Linked DNA regions of Mus musculus: region 2 is linked to region 1. Evidence: chromatin loops called from intact Hi-C (ENCODE). Cell type or tissue: left cerebral cortex. All regions are shown on one strand. Links, peaks and the distances in the headings refer to the core of each region. The heading gives the core; the rest is flanking DNA.

The links. A loop is a pair of places that touch in the nucleus more often than their neighbours do. Peaks named below come from ENCODE experiments on the same cell type or tissue, not always from the same donor. Only the 100,000 strongest peaks of a DNase experiment are listed, where the experiment ranks them.
Region 2: a loop joins it to region 1, with 2.1 times the contacts of the local background. A loop is called at or near these places in 2 of 42 quality-filtered maps.

Annotation. Positions count from the first base shown.
Region 1 is chr1:88,001,909-88,010,241 of GRCm38, forward strand. Usp40 (ubiquitin specific peptidase 40) reads right to left here and starts at 6,643. Exons shown (of 32, transcript NM_001198573.1): 1 at 6,530-6,643; 2 at 5,317-5,534; 3 at 2,339-2,406; 4 at 501-614. The coding sequence starts at 5,515. In left cerebral cortex, for the core only: no CTCF peak of the experiment used is centred there; DNase peaks (open chromatin) are centred at 3,243, 5,709, 6,416 and 6,632; H3K4me3 peaks cover 1,548 bases; H3K27ac peaks cover 1,385 bases.
Region 2 is chr1:88,140,083-88,148,415 of GRCm38, forward strand. All of the region lies in intron 1 of Ugt1a10 (UDP glycosyltransferase 1 family, polypeptide A10), which reads left to right. All of the region lies in intron 1 of Ugt1a9 (UDP glucuronosyltransferase 1 family, polypeptide A9), which reads left to right. The region is part of intron 1 of Ugt1a8 (UDP glucuronosyltransferase 1 family, polypeptide A8); the gene reads left to right. All of the region lies in intron 1 of Ugt1a7c (UDP glucuronosyltransferase 1 family, polypeptide A7C), which reads left to right. It also overlaps Ugt1a6b and Ugt1a6a. Among named protein-coding and RNA genes, the nearest start is that of Ugt1a6a, 9.4 kb to the left of the region's middle. In left cerebral cortex, for the core only: CTCF peaks have their summits at 4,456 (motif pointing left) and 5,329; DNase peaks (open chromatin) are centred at 4,119 and 4,394.

The DNA.
Region 1 (8,333 bases), core at 20-8,019:
TTGACCCCTAGACAGTAAGTAACATGGATGTTAGCTCAACTGAATCACACAAAAATTGCTTAGTACAAATGTCAAAAATCGGCTCTTGTATTTCTCTATATACATATATATGTGTGTGTGTGTTTTTTTTAAAGAGTTGTTTATTTATTATATGTAAGTACACTGCTATAGCTGTTTTCAAACACTCCAGAAGAGGGCATCAGATCTTGTTACGGATGGTTGTGAGCCACCATGTGGTTGCTGGGATTTGAACTCAGGACCTTCGGAAGAGCAGTCAGTGCTCTTAACCACTGAGCCCTCTCTCCAGCCCTTCTCCTTATATTAACAACATTCTTCCTGGTCCCAAGTCACAGCTAGCTGAAACAGCCTACGCTCAGTAATCCGCTAAATACTCACCTGTGAAGGCATTCCAAAGTACTGAGGCCCTGAGACACAATAAAAGGACATGAAACAAGATGTGAAGATGGTAGACATCTCCCTCCCTGCTGGTGCCTTCCTACCTCATCGTTGGTCCACCCGAAGCTGTCGGTGAGGTCTATGGTAGATGCAGCCTCCTGGTCCAAGAGCAGAAGCTGGGCAAACAAGCGCTGCAACTGCAAAGGTATGATCCGAACCTGAGGAAAGAGGTATATCCAGATGAGTGCTCGTGAGTGGAGTGAGGATTTCAAAAGCTCTAGACTGGTTTTCTCCTGTCTTCTGGCTCACTCAGCAGAAAAGGCACGAATCCCTCATTATAGAGGGAGAACTAGTTAGGATTCGGTCCTTTGGAAATTCTATTCAGTCCAAAAGGTTTTAGTGATCTGGATAGTTTTCTCCTTTCAGATCAATATTAAAATTAAAATGGGTTCCAGCAAACGACAAAAACGATCACAGACATACAATTCCCATACTTATTTTTTCCTCTAAAATATCTCCATACATACACATTCCAGGTTAATGTAGCCATGTTTCAGTTGCTGAGATCTCAGCAGCTAGCCTACACCTGCCTCCCTTTTTTTTTAGCTCCAGGCCAGAAAGCAGGGCCTCTCACACCCTGTGTGCAGGCCAATTTTCATGATTCAGAGGGACAATAAGCATTCAGGAACACCTGTGACAATCCTATATTCCCATGACATTAAAAATACATACTACAAAAGCATTGATTGCAACAGACTGAATAGAAACTGGCATCTACTAATGTCATCTCTTGCCACACAGCTTTTTTTGAAGCATGTGCCTGTACCACAAATCATCAGTGTGCCACAGAAAAGACCCTAAGTGCAATGAGAAGCCTCTGAGTGAGATTCCAGCAGGGAGAGCATGCTTAGGGTTATGCTTTGAACAATTCCACCACAGCAATGTACAAAACAATCTCCTATATTTTTCTTCAATGTATTTCCAGAACACTAAGTTGAGAAAATACTGGTCTCTAGGGTTTCCCCTCTGTATTCGGTGCATGGTAAGTTAGTGCACGGAATGAATGTTCTAGTCAGCTAGCATGGATAGTTTACAAGTCTCTCCTTTGCCTTGAAAATAAGCGCAGCAAAGCCAGGCATATTTATAATAGCAGCAATAGCAGCATGGTAGTTGGAAAAGCTATTCTTTTGTGGAGAAAATTTCATTGCTAATTATGAGGCAAGCCATTGTCAATGAAGATGATACTTTGTAATAAATGTTTTCTATGAATAAAGTACTTAATTCTTTCCTTAAAAAACATTTCCTGGACTAGGGAGATAGCTGCAGTGGATAAAGTGCTTGCCACATAAGAATGAGCATTGGAAGCCGGGCGTGGTGGCGCACGCCTTTAATCCCAGCACTCGGGAGGCAGAGGCAGGCAGATTTCTGAGTTTGAGGCTAGCCTGGTCTACAAAGTGAGTTCCAGGACAGCCAGGGCTATACAGAGAAACCCTGTCTCGAAAAACCAACCAATCAACCAACCAAACAAACAAACACCCCCCAAAAAACAAAACAAAACAAAACAAAAAAGAATGAGCATTGGAGTTCAAATCCCTAAGTACCCACTTAAATGCTGGGTGGGTGTGGTGGCCTGCCTTAATCTCAGTTCTCAGGAGGCAGTCAGGATCACAGGGACAACTGGGTTAGGGAGAGAGCTGAAACAGTACAAGAGAGAGATCCTACCTCAATGAATAAATAAGGTGGAGCATGATGGAGGGAGGACATCAACCCCTGGCCTGTACATGCACATACACACACCTGTATGCTCACATGCACACATGTGCACACTTTCCCCCAGCAAACATGTATTTGCACAGGCATGCACACAACACACAAACACATGCAAAAACCCTAAACAAGTCCCAAATATTCTAAGAGACCCAATAAATTATACATTTAGTACCTTTGCATCAGGTTTATCTTTATCCTCTAAAGAACCCAGCTCTTCCGGACCAAGAGAAAATAAAGCTTCTAAACAAAAAAGGAGAGTTAGATATGTAAGTGATACGGCTTCTTCTTAGGAAACTGTTTAAGAAGTCAAGACCCTCATTAAGCAATATCAGCAAAAGACTTAGAAGTGACTAAGGCAATATTTATCTCCTTTATCTATACATTTCAAATTCTTTTAAGATTTCTGTCCACCAGATCTAAGGACAGATATCAAGTGACACTTCAGTATGACAGATCCACAGAACATAAAAACATAAGCAGGCAGAGCATTATGGGACATCCTCTAGCACTATATTCCTGAGGCAGAGGCAGAAGGATCTTGAGATCAAGGCCAACTTGGTCTCTATAAGATTTTGCCTCAAAAAAATCCAAAGACTAAGGTGTAGTTTAAGGGTAGAGTCCATACCTAACACTGCGCCACCCCCTTAAAAAAAAACCCTATAAGCATTAAAAAAAAAAAAAAAAGATTGGTTTTCACTGTCTTTGGCTATGGGATTCAAAAGCTATGAGGAGTCACAGAAGACAGAAAAATGTCACATGTGAGGCTGCTAACCAACCATTCAAGTTATGGACCAGGCTGGACGTCTTCTACCTTGAGACCCTTCCCACCTCCCTTTTTTGGTGTGTAAATGTCTTTCTATGCAAGTAGTAAGACATGGCAATGACCTTACTTGAAAATGAAGTTGTCAGCCCCAGCACTGGCCTCCAGTGTTTTGACACATTCCACTGAGGTAAGTGATAAACGGAGTGAATAGATCTCTTTACTGAAGAACATTGGTGCCTACTCTGCAGAAAAGCCTACAGGGTAAGGAACAAAACCACTCATTTCTAGTCTAGCCTCCCACTGTTCCGCACTGCAATGTACTGGAAATAGAATGGAACACCACTCCCCACAAAGGACATTTACACAAAACATCCCCGTTTCCCTCTTTCAGTATCTGTTCCTCCTTACTCTTTCCAGATTATACCTGCTCCTCTCTTCCACGGCAGGACCATGCTGAACCATGCAGAGTGCACACTGCATCCAGTGCCAAACTACGTGCTTGAAGACATGCGAGAAGCTTACGGCTCTTGCTCTCTTCTCTTCTCTTCTCTGCTTGCTCTTGCTCCCCTTACCCTCTCCCTCCCTCCCATCCCCCTCCACGTTCTCTCCACATGCTCATGGCCTGCCTCTACTCCTCTTCTCTCTCTACTCCCTCAATCCTCCCCCCCACCCATTGCCCTAAATAAACTGTACTCCATACTAAAAGAGACGGGGAAGGACTTGTCTATTCCTCTCAAGCTCCTGGTATTCTCCATGATCTACTTTGATTCCCCCCCCCCCTTCTCTTTCTCTTTTTGGGGTTTTGAGACAGTCTCACTAGATAGCCCAGGCCAGCCTTAGACTTTTAATCTTCCTGCCTTAATCTCCTGTGTGTGAGACTACAGGTGTGTGCCATATAGCTACTATTCAGTTTCTTTTTCTTCATTTTGTTTTGAGAGAGGGTTAGTCTCATGTGGTTTTGAACTTGGGACCCTTCTCTTGCTCCACCTCCTACATGCTCTCAAGTCTGTTCTTAAGGCTATTTTTTTTCTTTTTTTTTCTTTTTTTTTTTTTTTTTACTTTAAGTTGCCTTTACTTTAAGTTGCCTTTTAACTTCAACCCTATTAAAACCTGGAAGGTCTATATCCTTCTTCATTACTGCTTAGTAATGCTGAAAATTCTGAAGAGTAGAATTACTATCAGGAGGCAACTTTATATAGAGGCTGAGGTCAAGGACACAAGATACCACTCTGAAATCTGTCAGTTCACTGCATTAGAATGGCACACTAGATGTGGACAACAGTAAATATGTCCTAAATCGCTAGAAAAATAAGTCTAGCTCAGAGAAACAGAACATTCCAGAGATCTGATAAACGGTGTGGTAGTGAGAACTCGGCATTTAAGTACAAGCCAAACCAGACTGTCGTCAGAATAGACATGAGCTACATATTCATGAATATTTGGACACCGCCCCCCCCCCAATCCGGATCATGCACAGGTCAAACAAGGCTCATGCTGGAATCAAAGGACACAGAGATGCCAATGAAGGAAGCTGGAGTGTAGAGATGGGAATGGGACAAACATGTTGAGAAATAGGCAAGAAATAAAGGCTTTGGTGAAGACTGCCTGGCTTCCAGCATGTGGTTTCTGGAGAAATAGTCTGTCATCTCGGTAACTCACCACAGCCGTCTAATACAGCTAATCTGTGTAGGTTTTTGTTTCTGTTTCCTTTACAAAGCTCCTTACTTCAATTCCTTTGGGTCTTTGAAATTCATAATTTCCAGGTTTTTGAGTGATGAAGGAGGTGTCTGTACACTATTTTTCATTCCTATCAAGGTCTGGGGCAGACAATGCTAACTAAACAGATTAACATTCCTGTTGTGAATATATTAGTGTTCATACTCCTGAGAGAACTAAAACTCCCAAGAAGCCTCAGCCAGGTTAGCTTCTGAGGCCAAACAAATTCAGTACAGATCAGCTCAGAATCAGAGTTCTCTGAATCTCAGAAATGCAGATATGTAACTATGGATGTGTATAAATAATGTGACAACTTTTCCCACTGCAGAAGTCAAGCTGCATGTGTAACCCTGTCTTAAGTGACCGTTACTCTGGAGAAAGATGAGAGAATTCTCTTTATGTTGTATTTCAAATTATGGGAATTAGAAATACCTTGCCTTGTTTTTGCTGCTGTTGTTATGAAACACTACATCACTACACAGAATAGATTTTTTAAATGGTAAGCTTCATAATTTTCTTCAGAGAACGGCAAATATATGTCTTTCTTTGCAACAATGAAACACATATTGTTGAATCCACCTTAAGATTCGTTTTCTTTTATGTTTTTTTCATAACTAATTACATATAAAGCCCACGGTACATATTATTCAAATGCATGTCACATAGCATACCTCTGAATTCAGGTGTGAAATGAAGCGTCTGAAGAAGGGAGCTGAGGTAACAGGTTCCACCCTGATTTCTGATTCCACTTAAATTGGTGAATTCTCTAGGGGCAGGCGGCTCCAAACCTTTAGTCTTTAATTTCTTCCCTCTTCCATACTGACTACTTGACACACTGGAATAATCCTCTTCAAATAGGTTCCCAAACATGGTGGAACTAAACGCTATCCTTTAAAGAAAATATGTTACATAAATGTTTCCATTCTTTAAATGTACCTCCACCCCCAATTTTCTCTTATTATTCGAGCGTAGCTGTTTTGTTAAATCGTTCTTCAGAAAACACAGTAGTTTGTGTTTTGGAGAAAGCGAGACCTGACTTGTCTTTCCTACCTACACGGGGTCCTGATTAACCTGTGTGATCCTGGACAAGTTATTTTAGCTAACATTTACTTCTATGTAAAATGGGGCTGCGTATTTTTCATAGGTAAATTAAACCAGTCACATGACAAAAGAAAGGTTACTGAGTACAAAGGGCTTGACCCACAAGAACCGATAACTATTCTTGGATTCCACATCACTAAATGAGGGGGGGGGGGAGAGAAGGGGAGGAGCCTTCATCAATTATGAAATCTCAGCTTCCCCCATCCCTTCATACACAGTACCAGATCACAGCGTTTCAGTGACTTAACCCTATCACATTAATCTTGACAGTAGTTTCAGCACTTTGGCCCTAAACTAGAGAGCCAGGAGTAAGTACCTTGAGGAAGAAAAACTCTGGTCATTAGAGCCATGGAGTCCAATGGCCTTCCAAAACATACCCAGGAATCCAACTGCAGAAGTGGGGACCTGCGGGAATCTGTTCTGTTTCTTGTGTGGGGAAGGGACATTTGGGGTAAAACGCTGAGAACACTCTCTTAAGTGATAGGAATGGCCAAAATGCAGTTTTCTTCCTTCCCAACACAGTCCTCTGAACAAAAGCTCAAGAAATGGAACTCGCGAGGCAGGCCTCGAGCTAGCTCGCGGGCTGGCTTCCCGTCACGCCGCTCCAGAGGCCTTGCCGCCCACCAAGCCGCCCAGCGCCCAGGAGCGCGACCAGGCGCGCGTCCCCGCGGCCCGACCCCTGACGCGCTGCCAGCAGAGGCCCGGCGTCTCTCCCCAGGCCGCCGGCGTCGTCCCTACGCTGCCCTCGTCCCTCCCTGCGCCCAGTTCCCCAGCCCCACTTACTGCCTATAGCCCAGACCCCCGCCCCGGCCACAGCACAGAGTAAACGAACTCGCTCCGAACGGGCACCGCCATGCCGAGGAGGCCGTGTCTCTGGAAAGTGATTTCCAACCACCCACCCCCACCCCAGATGCGACTACACTTCCCAGGGTGCGTCGCGCCACGCGGAGATTTATGGGTAGTTATACTGCTCTTTTTCCAGACGGCTTACAAGTTAAAATTTGTATTTATTGCTGCCTGCAAAAAGCGTTGGAGCCACATTCTGTTAGAGCTTTCACCATTTAAGTGGAGTATGTATTTATATAGTCTCTGCTCTAGGATAACAAAAGAACCTTAAAACAGTTTTTCCTCTTCAAAGTATATCTCTGATACAAAACTTGTGAAAATGCTCTACGTTCTGTGAACCTTCTTACATCGCCTTCAATCCACCTTAAGTAGTTTATATATAACCATGCAAGCATGTATGCACACAAAACTGTCTGTCCTGCTGGAGCTCTTCGGATAGGTTACTTCCCATCCTTTGCACAGACCCCATTTGTATCTCCCTCGTCTCCTCCAACCTCTATCAGGATGTGAATGAAGGAAACAGGTGAAATCTAATTTTTATTTCAGCTGAGAGTTTAAGAGATGGAGAACAGGAATAAAGATGGAGGGTGATGGGGGTTGAGGGTGGCAGAGTCCAAGTGACCATCAGTCCAAGGGATTTGTCTTTGGAACATTTGAGGGAGGCTGGTGTGGCTAGAACGCTGAGGAAGTGTTGGGAGGAAAGGACTGGAGATGACCATTGGCTAGGAATAAGGGGTCTGGGCCAGGAAATGGACTGGGAGAGTACACAGCTCTCAGTACTCCAGGTGGAGGACCACTTTGCTTTTTAGCAACCTCCCCTTCACTTTGCTTTCCTGGCCATATCTCTTTCTGTCTTATGGTACTTTATCCTCCTATTTAAAAATCACAGCTATACCTTAAACTTTTATTCCCTGACCAAAACTCAACACTGTAAGCCAAGATCCACAGGCATAGGTGGCTTCCCTCTGGGCAGCTATATCCCCTTACACCCATGTGCTTGTTAGTTAGGTTTTGATTACTTTTTTTTTTTCTTGGTAGGTTGTTTGTTTTTGTACTTTATTTTGTTTTGTTTGTAAACGGGACACAAGCTAGGGTCACATGGAAAGAGGGAACAGATGCTGAGAGAATACCTCTATAAGATTGGCCTGGAGGCAAGTGTGGGGACATTTTCTTGATGAATGATTAATGTGGGAGGACCCAGCCCACTATGGGTGGTGCCAACCTTGGGAAGGTGGACCTGGGTTGTATAAAAAACAAACTGAGTGACCCAGAGGGAACAAGCCAGAGAGCAGGGTTTCTCCATGGCCTCCACTTCAGGTTCTGCCTCTAGTCCCTGCCTTGAGTTGCTGCCCTGCCTTGAGTTCGTGATGAACTGTGAGCTGTCTGAAATGAACCCTTTTCTCCCCACGTTGCTTTTACTGGTGGTGTTCATCACTGCAATAGAAAGCAACCTAGGACAGCCTGGCCTCTTTGTTATGTTCTGACTCATAGTTCCATTCTACCACCTGTCTACGTTCTCCTTCTCTCTCTGGGGTCAACTTACTGCAAGTGGCCATACCCCAAAGTTATCTTATCTCTTGGATTGGCTTACTTTCTGTGTACTTTCTCTAATTCTGGGCACTCAACTGTCCAATCCCTCCCACCCACCCCCATTTCTCACACTTTAGGTCTCTCCATAGACAGTCTTGTCTACATTTGTCTGACCCACTTTATTTTCTGTTCCTTTGTAGTTAAAACTGTA
Region 2 (8,333 bases), core at 148-8,147, 140 kb after region 1:
ACTCCTGGTTGCACAGGGCTGTAAACATTCTATGGGTGATCCCGTCTTGGGATGTAGCTAAGTGGGGTACACTCCTGTTTGCCAAGCACATGTGAGGGTATGAGTTCAATTCCCATCACAGTTAGAAAACAGAAGCAAAGGAAAGAAAGATGTAAAGAGAGAAAAGGGTAGGAAGGAAGGAAAGAAGGAAGGAAGGAAGGAAGGGAGGGAGGAAGGAAGGAAGGAAGGAAGGAAGGAAGGAAGGAAGGAAGGAAGGTTGGTTGGTTCTCTTGCTTTGTGTATAAGAAGATCAAGGTCTTGTAAGGGCACAAATCTCTAATCTGAGCACTCTGGACACTCTGGAAAGTTGAGGGGTTGGATGATGGATTCAAGGACAGCCTGGGAGGGAGAGAAAAGGGAAATGGGAGGATGAGGGAGAGCACAGAAGGGAGGAGGAGAGGGAAGGAGGGAAGAGTAGCACAGAAGAAAGGGGAGAGAGGATAGAACATTGCAAAGAAAATAAAGCCTGGGTTGGGTTTAAGTACAGTGTCCTCCCTATTCCCCTCCCCACAAATGCTGACTCATCCTTAGCAGGCACTTTTGGAAGCAACTCTTTAATGCAGTGCACACACTGCCTGTGATCTGTGGCTTCCCTCAGTGTTTGCCTTCTCTCCTTGGAGGTTAGGAAACAATTGGGCTGCCATTTTCTGTTAATCAGTTATAAAGGCTGGACGAAGTCCAGGCTCCCAGGCAAAATTCTACATCAGTGTCTAAATAGCTTGAGATTTAGCTAATAATTTAGGCAATACCAGATCAGAGGAGTGACTTTTAAATTTCTCAAATTGTTTTGCATATTTTTTTATCTTTCTCCTATAAGTGAGTTTAAAGGAAGAAAACTTCAGATTTTGTTTGCATATGATAGATATACTTACTCTTTTAATGACTACAGCTTAGTGATTTTGGGGTTGTTGTTGTTCTAGTTTCCTGTCTGTTGCCTGATAAAACACGCTGACCAGAAGCAGTTTAGAGAAGGGAAGGATTTCTTTGGCTTACTCTTGCAGGTCACAGACTTGAGTGGAGTCAGGACAAGAACTCAAGCAGGAAGGGCCAGGCAGACCCCCTGTGAAGAAGCTGCTTGCTGCCTCACTCAGGCTCAGGCTGAAGTAGTTTTCTCACACAGCTGAGGCCACCTGCCCAGAGAGCAGTGTGTTCACAGTGAGCCCAGCACCCACCCCCACAGCAACTGAGCATCAAGGACATCTCCCATAAGCAAGCCCATAGACCAGTCTGCCCTAAGTGATCCCTCAGTGGAGAGACTCCCTTCTCAGGTGAATTTAGGTTGTGTCAGGTCTGTAGTTTAAAACTACCAGCTAGGTAAGTTTATGTATAATGTTTTTATGTTCATATTGGTCGACAGTTACAACAATTCCCGTTCGTTTCCTAATGACATCCCATAACCATAAGCCTGGACAACCTTTACCCTGCCATCTCCATGGACTTGCCTATACTGGAAATTTAAAGTAGAATTTGAGATCTTTTGTGCCAACTTTCTTAGTATGTTTTAAAGGTTTATCCATGTTGTAGCATGTACTTCACTTTTGTGACTATTATTATGGGTATGAATATCTCGCATTTTATCAGTTTAATGGTGTAAGAGTTTACATAATATGAGTAGTTACCATTATTCAGAACAGTGCTGTCAGGAACACTTTGGTACAAGGCTTTGAATACAATTTTGGTGCTTTTGAATATATGTTCAAGAGTGGAATTGCTGGGCCTCATAACAACTGTATGTTTAAATTACGAAAGACCTAAAATTTCTTTCAGTTTTGTCACTATTTTATATTCTCACTAAATATTTATGATTAGTGATCAAAAGATTCCACTTGTTCAACCTCTTTGTTAATACTTGTTATTTTCCACCTAGAAATTGAGGCTATCCTAGCAGGCATGAATGGTTTCTCATAGTTTTTATTTTCATTTCCATAATGGCTTGATAGTCACCATCTCTTCAAATGCCTATTGGATACTTGCATGTCTTTTGTGGGGAGGACACCAAGGCCATTGCATGTCTCAAAATTGCTTCTGTAGTTGTGGCTGAGTTCTAATGCACGTAGAATATATGCATTCTAAATATAAATCTCTCCCCAAAGTATCTTTTTATCTTACTCTTATAAGTGAGTTTAAAGAAAGAAAATTTGAGATGTCCTCTGCATATGATATACTTACTTTATATTCCTTTATAGTTTCTTTGTATGTGTGTAAGTGTGAGGGAGATGTGTATGTGCGTGCATGCATGTGTATTTTTGTAGTTGCGTGCAGGTACAGGAGAGCTTATGTGGTGGTCAGAACACAACCTTGTGCCTTTGTTTGAAACAGGGTTGACAGTTGTTCATTGCTGTGGAGTCAGGCTAGATGGGCCAATAGCCTTATGGATTCTTTTGTCTCTGCCTCCCATCTCTCTGTAGGTGTGCTGGAGTTACAGATGCATGCATCCACATCTGCTATATGTTGCTTCTAGAGATCTGAGCTCCAGTTGTCAGCCCTGTTGCTGTCAGCACACTCCCCAGGGAGCCAGTCCCCCTAGTTTTCTTGTGATTCATCCTAACAGTGTTACCAGCTCTGTTCTGTCAATGTGGGATTTTGTTCTGAGTGCTTTGGTCTTCTTTAATATATTTCCTAGGTTCTTCTCTTTTAAGGCTTATGTTTTCAACCTATCACTATGATATTGTATGAGTGTTTGTTCATGTGTTGGTGTGGAGTTATGTGCATGTATGTGTGGGTGCCATCAGAGGCCAGAAGAGGGTGTAGAATCCCTGGAGCTGAAGTAACTGGCAATTTTGAGCCACCTGACATAGTTACTTGGTCCCCAAGTCTAATCATCTGGAAGAATAGCAAGTGCTCTTAACTGTTGTGCTGTCTCTGGCCAACATATTTTAGTTTTAAATAAGATTATCTTAGCTTAAGTTTGAATTTTATATTACTAGAAATATGGTTCACTTTTCATATAAATGATGTATTTTTTTAATCTTGCTGTATTTATTTATGGTTGAAATTTGTTGCAGATGTCTTAGGATTTTTCTAAATGGAAGATTGTATCAGCTAAAAGACAGGAGTTGTATTTCTTTCCAGCCTGCGAAGCTTGCTTATCTATCTAATCTATCTATCTATCTATCTATCTATCTATCTATCTATCTATCTATCTATAAGTCTATCTATCTATCTATCTATCTATCTATAAGTGTATCTATCATTTATCTATCTATCTATCTATCTAAAAGTCTGTCTGTCTATCTATCTATCTATCTATCTATCTACCCAGAGTAGATGTACTTCCACATGCCCATGGTACCAACAATGGTGTTATCTTGTGATTGTGGCATGCACATGTTCCTTGCATTTGCTCAGATTCACTGTCACCCGTCAGTATCCTGTGTTGTGATAGAGTCCCTTCCACTACAGGTCCCCTTCCCAAGCAAGTTGTGGCTGCTTTGTCAAATACCTCTTTTTGGTTTTCCACAGGCTATCGTTTTTCCATCTTCCAGGGTAAATGCCTAAAATTGGGATTCCTGAACCCCAAGTTTCCATAATAAATTACCAAGCTATTTTCTAAAGCAGTTGGACTATTTTATACCTGAGAGTGGTTTATATGAGATTCAATTACTCATTTCTCATTAACGTGTGTTATTAGCACATTTTCTGTTTAGCCATTGGAATTTTTCTGTTGAATCTCATCCCAGTTATGGTTTGCCACTTTTTTATGACTGACGATGCTTTCTACAGCTCTTTCCAAGTTACTGAGCACATCTTCAGACAGGAAACTCATCAACTCTTATGTTGACATTTGTTGTTTAACTTACTTTTAAATTGTGAAGTCTCTTGGTATATTCTAAATATGACCTTTTTCCATTTTCTCATTTTTTTAACTTTTAGAAATAACTTTTTTCCAAGAGAAAATTTTTCAGGGAGAGAGGGGGAGAGACAGAGAGAGAGAGAGAGAGAGAGAGAGAGAGAGAGAGAGAGAGAGAAAGAGAGAGAGAGAGAGAGAGAAGAGAGGAATAGAGACTGTGGTGCAGTGCCCACAGAGGCCAGAAGAGGGCGATGCATCCCCTGGAGTTGGAGACACCTGATGAGGATCCTGAGAACACAACTCAGTTCCTCTGCAAGAACAGCAAGTGCTGAGCCATCTGTTTAATCCCAACTTAACTAATTTTACTTTCTTCTTTTAACCTTTTGTGTCTTAGGAATATGAAAAGGAGTAAAGAGTTGTTCCCTGTTCTTTTTCCTGGTTAATATACGACTAAAGCACTACTGTGGTAATGAAGTGCAAATGGAGCCCTCTTGCTGTTCCCAGGGCATCCTCCTCCCACTGCAGTTCTGGATGATCCTCAGATCTGGGAGCCTTCTCTCTGCTACTGTTGCTCGCCCCCTGGTGGACGTGTTTGTTTCCTGCGTTCACATGGCTGGAGATCAGGCAGTGTTTTTAATTCACTCTCTCTGTGCACAACCATGGGTTCAGGCTGACCACTCCAGCTGCCCCTCCACCCCTATTAAGAACACAGTGGGGCTGTGCCACCCCACCTCTTGTAATTCCCTCCTTGCTGAGGAAGAAGCTGCAGTAGGTGGAAAATTTGTGGGTCACAGTCCTCTTGCAGGCCTTAGGGACACAAGTTGCAGCTCTTGGCCCTCTGAACATGTTTTCCAGAATGTTTCCAGCAACCAGCACACTCACTTTCTTTCCTCTGGCTCCTCACAGAGTTTTACTCTTCTCCAGTCCTGAGATCCTGTACTTTGCAGTCCTCAATACCCTCCTCCCTGTTCTTTTTCTTTCCTCTGGATGCCCCCAAACTATGTAGCTTCTTTCTTTATAGTAGATATAGAATTCTGAAAAGTTCCCTCGTAGAATCACATCAATGGTTCTTGAGTTTGTGTTTCTTCTAGCTAATCCCATCTGTGATGGCAACAAGCACCTGCCAATATTGTATCCAGTCACTATAGCTTTGCAGTGTATGAACCATAGGAGGGAGCCAATGGTGGCTTGAGGTTTCCTTTTGTATTGTCCTAGCCATCATGTATATTCATCATGCACTGGGTCCCTCTTAAGAATGGGAAGAGAGACTTAAATTTTACTAAACAGACATTTCACTGCTGTGACAAGTTTCTAAGAGACATAGGTTAAAGCAGGGAAGTTTTAGTTTGACTCGTGATTTAAGAAGCACCAGCTCATTGTAGGCAGGTTCCATGTTCTTTAGGCCTTTGGCAAAGCAGGAACATTATGGCAGAGAGGATATCAGGAAGTGGCTATTCCTTAAAGGACAGGCAAGTATAAATGTACCTGTGGAGAGTCAGCCCCTTCACCATCCACTGACTCAATAGTGCCACCAGGTGGGGCCGAAGCTCTCAACAGTGAGCCTTTTTAATGGCACACTTCAAATCAAAGCTCTGAGATCACATGCAGTGATTGCACCAGGGTCCAAGGCATCAGACACTGTCCAGAGCTCAACTGCAACTTGTTAGATATGGAGGCTGGAAGTGAAATGAAATGGGTTGCCATAGCCGTTCTCTGGGATTGGAAAAAGATGTGAACTGTGCCCTTTGTGGGAGCAGTGGGTCATGGGAATAGTTCTTGGATGGAAGTGAGAAGGTTAGAGTCCTTGAAAATGAGGATGTAAGACAGGAGAGTGGTGAAGGACTTGGGTGGATTTATTCTGTATTGACTAACTTCTGGAGAATTACATGCTGTCCTGTGTCAATCCACTTTGTCAGGTGGCCTGGTGGTAAGATGAAGAAACTAGTGTAGCAGTAATTTTGGCATTTTAATTTCTTTAAAAACAGAAATATGAGAATATGTTTTAGTTTTTAATCCCAGAGATATGGGGCTGCTTCAGACTGTCCACAGCAGCTGACTGTGATTTGCCTTGTGCTCTAGCAGAGGCATGGTTTTGCCAGCTGCAGACAGTTGCTGTGATTGTGTGACCTTTGGAATTCTGGGAACTTTTCAGAGGACATATGAATAGTAGGACCCTGATAGTTGGAGGTATTGTTGCTTGTTTTATACGGGGCAGGACAGGGTTTCCTGGGTGTGGTCTGTGAGTAGTCAAACCTAAAGAAATAAATTAGATTCAGGATCCTCTATCTTTCTCTCTCCTCTATCTTTCCCTTTTTTTCCCATCTAGAGTTAGGGAGTGAAACCAGGATAGGAGTTGGGAAAAAGAAGATCCCACAATGTAGGAAGTACCAGGTACTTTAATGTTGGAAGCACAGAACCTGGTGAGGAGAGTTAACTGCTCAGGGCTTCTGAAAAGATGGCTGCAGGATTCCTGGTCCACATGTGATATGAGGCAGGGATGCCCTGTCCTGGGCTGAAGGTAGAAAGGTGCTGATGTCCCCCATGGAGAGCAGCCACTGTCTGTGCATGGTGGATGTGAGGGAGCCACCAGACTGTGATCTTGGCTTCAGGGGTCAATTCACACTCCATTCATTACACCAAGGAAGAACACAAATACCGTTGCTTGGTGCCTCTCAAAAATCCTTTTGCCTGAAATACCTGAGGACACTTTTAAAGGTGTGGCATATTTTAAAAAGTTATCTGCCTTCCCTGTGAAGTCTTGCCTGGGTCTCCTGCACATGTCTCTGGGCAATGAGTCCAAGTTCCTCATATATGTTTTTCACAGGTCCTATTTATCCCTGTGACTCAGTACTGGTGATGTGCACATCCCAGCAACAGGTTACTGTATCAGGTCTCTGTTGGTGTGTTTACCCAGCTTATGGTTCAGGCCATGTCCATGCTTTAAGAACTTGATTTTCATTTCTTACATCTCTAATCTTTCCAAATACCACCCACTGTCTTCTACTGGTCTTTGGTGAGTTAAAGTACTGAAGTATCTGTCGCTGCAAGCTTCAAGTTTGCAGCATTTCCCAGAAACACTCAGAGTCCAGGATGAATACAGAAGCCTGCAACCCCAGCATTCAGAAAAATGGACCTTTAGGCTGAGCCACATCCCAGGCAGTCCAAGGCTTGGGGCTTATGGGAAGGAAGCAAGCACTCATTAAGCCTACTTTATTACATCAATACTTAACCTGGTCCAGCCCAAGAGTGCTTTGGGTTTTGGTGACTCTCATCCATGACTGTAAGCAGAACTCTCAGTAGACCCTGCTTTACAATCAAGTCATTTCATTTGGGTGTGAAATATCTTCCTTTACTCCCACACAGAACAACAACCAGCAGCTTCTAAAACTGTTCCCTGATGATTACAGAGAAGCCCAGGGAAATGAACCCCAGCAGAGCCTCAACCCCTTCTTGTCTGGGACAAGCTGACTCAGCAATGTTTCTTATGTGATAGTATAGTGAGTGCTCCTTGTGGATGGGGAGGCAGACTTTAGAGAGTTACCCAATAGGGTGACAGTCTGAAATGTTGCATTGTAAATCCAAACACCAGGAAGTGCTCAGAGCTCAGGCCAGCCTGTTAGAACTTGGCCATGGAATGAGATGGGTGTGCATACCACCTTGGTGTTTTAAGTGGAGGAAAACCAGATATCAACTCTGATGTCTTCTAATGAGAGAGTTCTGTCAGTTTTCTACAAGAGAAACAAGATCAGGAATATGTTGGCTGAAATCAGGATTGATCAGGCACCAAGGGTAGATTTATCCTTTAATGATTAATGTCTGAGAGCTTTGCCACCCAATGTCGTGGCAAGGTTGGATGAGAGATTAGAGGAGTAAGAGTCAAATGCTAGGGTCATAACCCTGTGAGGACACCTGGTTCTTCTGGGCATCCACTGTGGTGACAATGGAACTTACTTTCTTACTTTCTTTCTTTCTTTCTTTCTTTCTTTCTTTCTTTCTTTCTTTCTTTTTTTTTTTTTTTTTTTGAGACAGGGTTTCTCTGTATTTCCCTGGCTGTCTTGGAACTCATTTTGTAGACCAGGCTGGCCTTGAACTCAGAATTCAACCTGCCTCTGCTTGCATTAAAGGCATGAGCCACCATGCCTGGCAAGGTGGAACTTGCTTTTTTTTTTTTAAATTTAATTAGGTATTTTCTTCATTTACATTTCAAATGCTATCCCAAAAGTACCCCTTACCCCCCCCCCCACTCCCCTAACCACCCACTCCCAGTTCTTGGCCCTGGAGTTCCCCTGTACTGAGGCATATAAAGTTTGTAAGACCAAGGGGCCTCTCTTCCCAATGATGGCCAACTAGGCCATCTTCTGATATGAATTTGAGGACACACCCTTCTCTGGAGGGAGAGTGTCTAGCTGCTACAAGCTTCCCCCACCTCCACCCTCCTAAATTAAAAGAAGTGAGAATGGCAGCCTCTGGGTTGCCTCAGGCTCTTCTCCCTCTCCTGCATTTT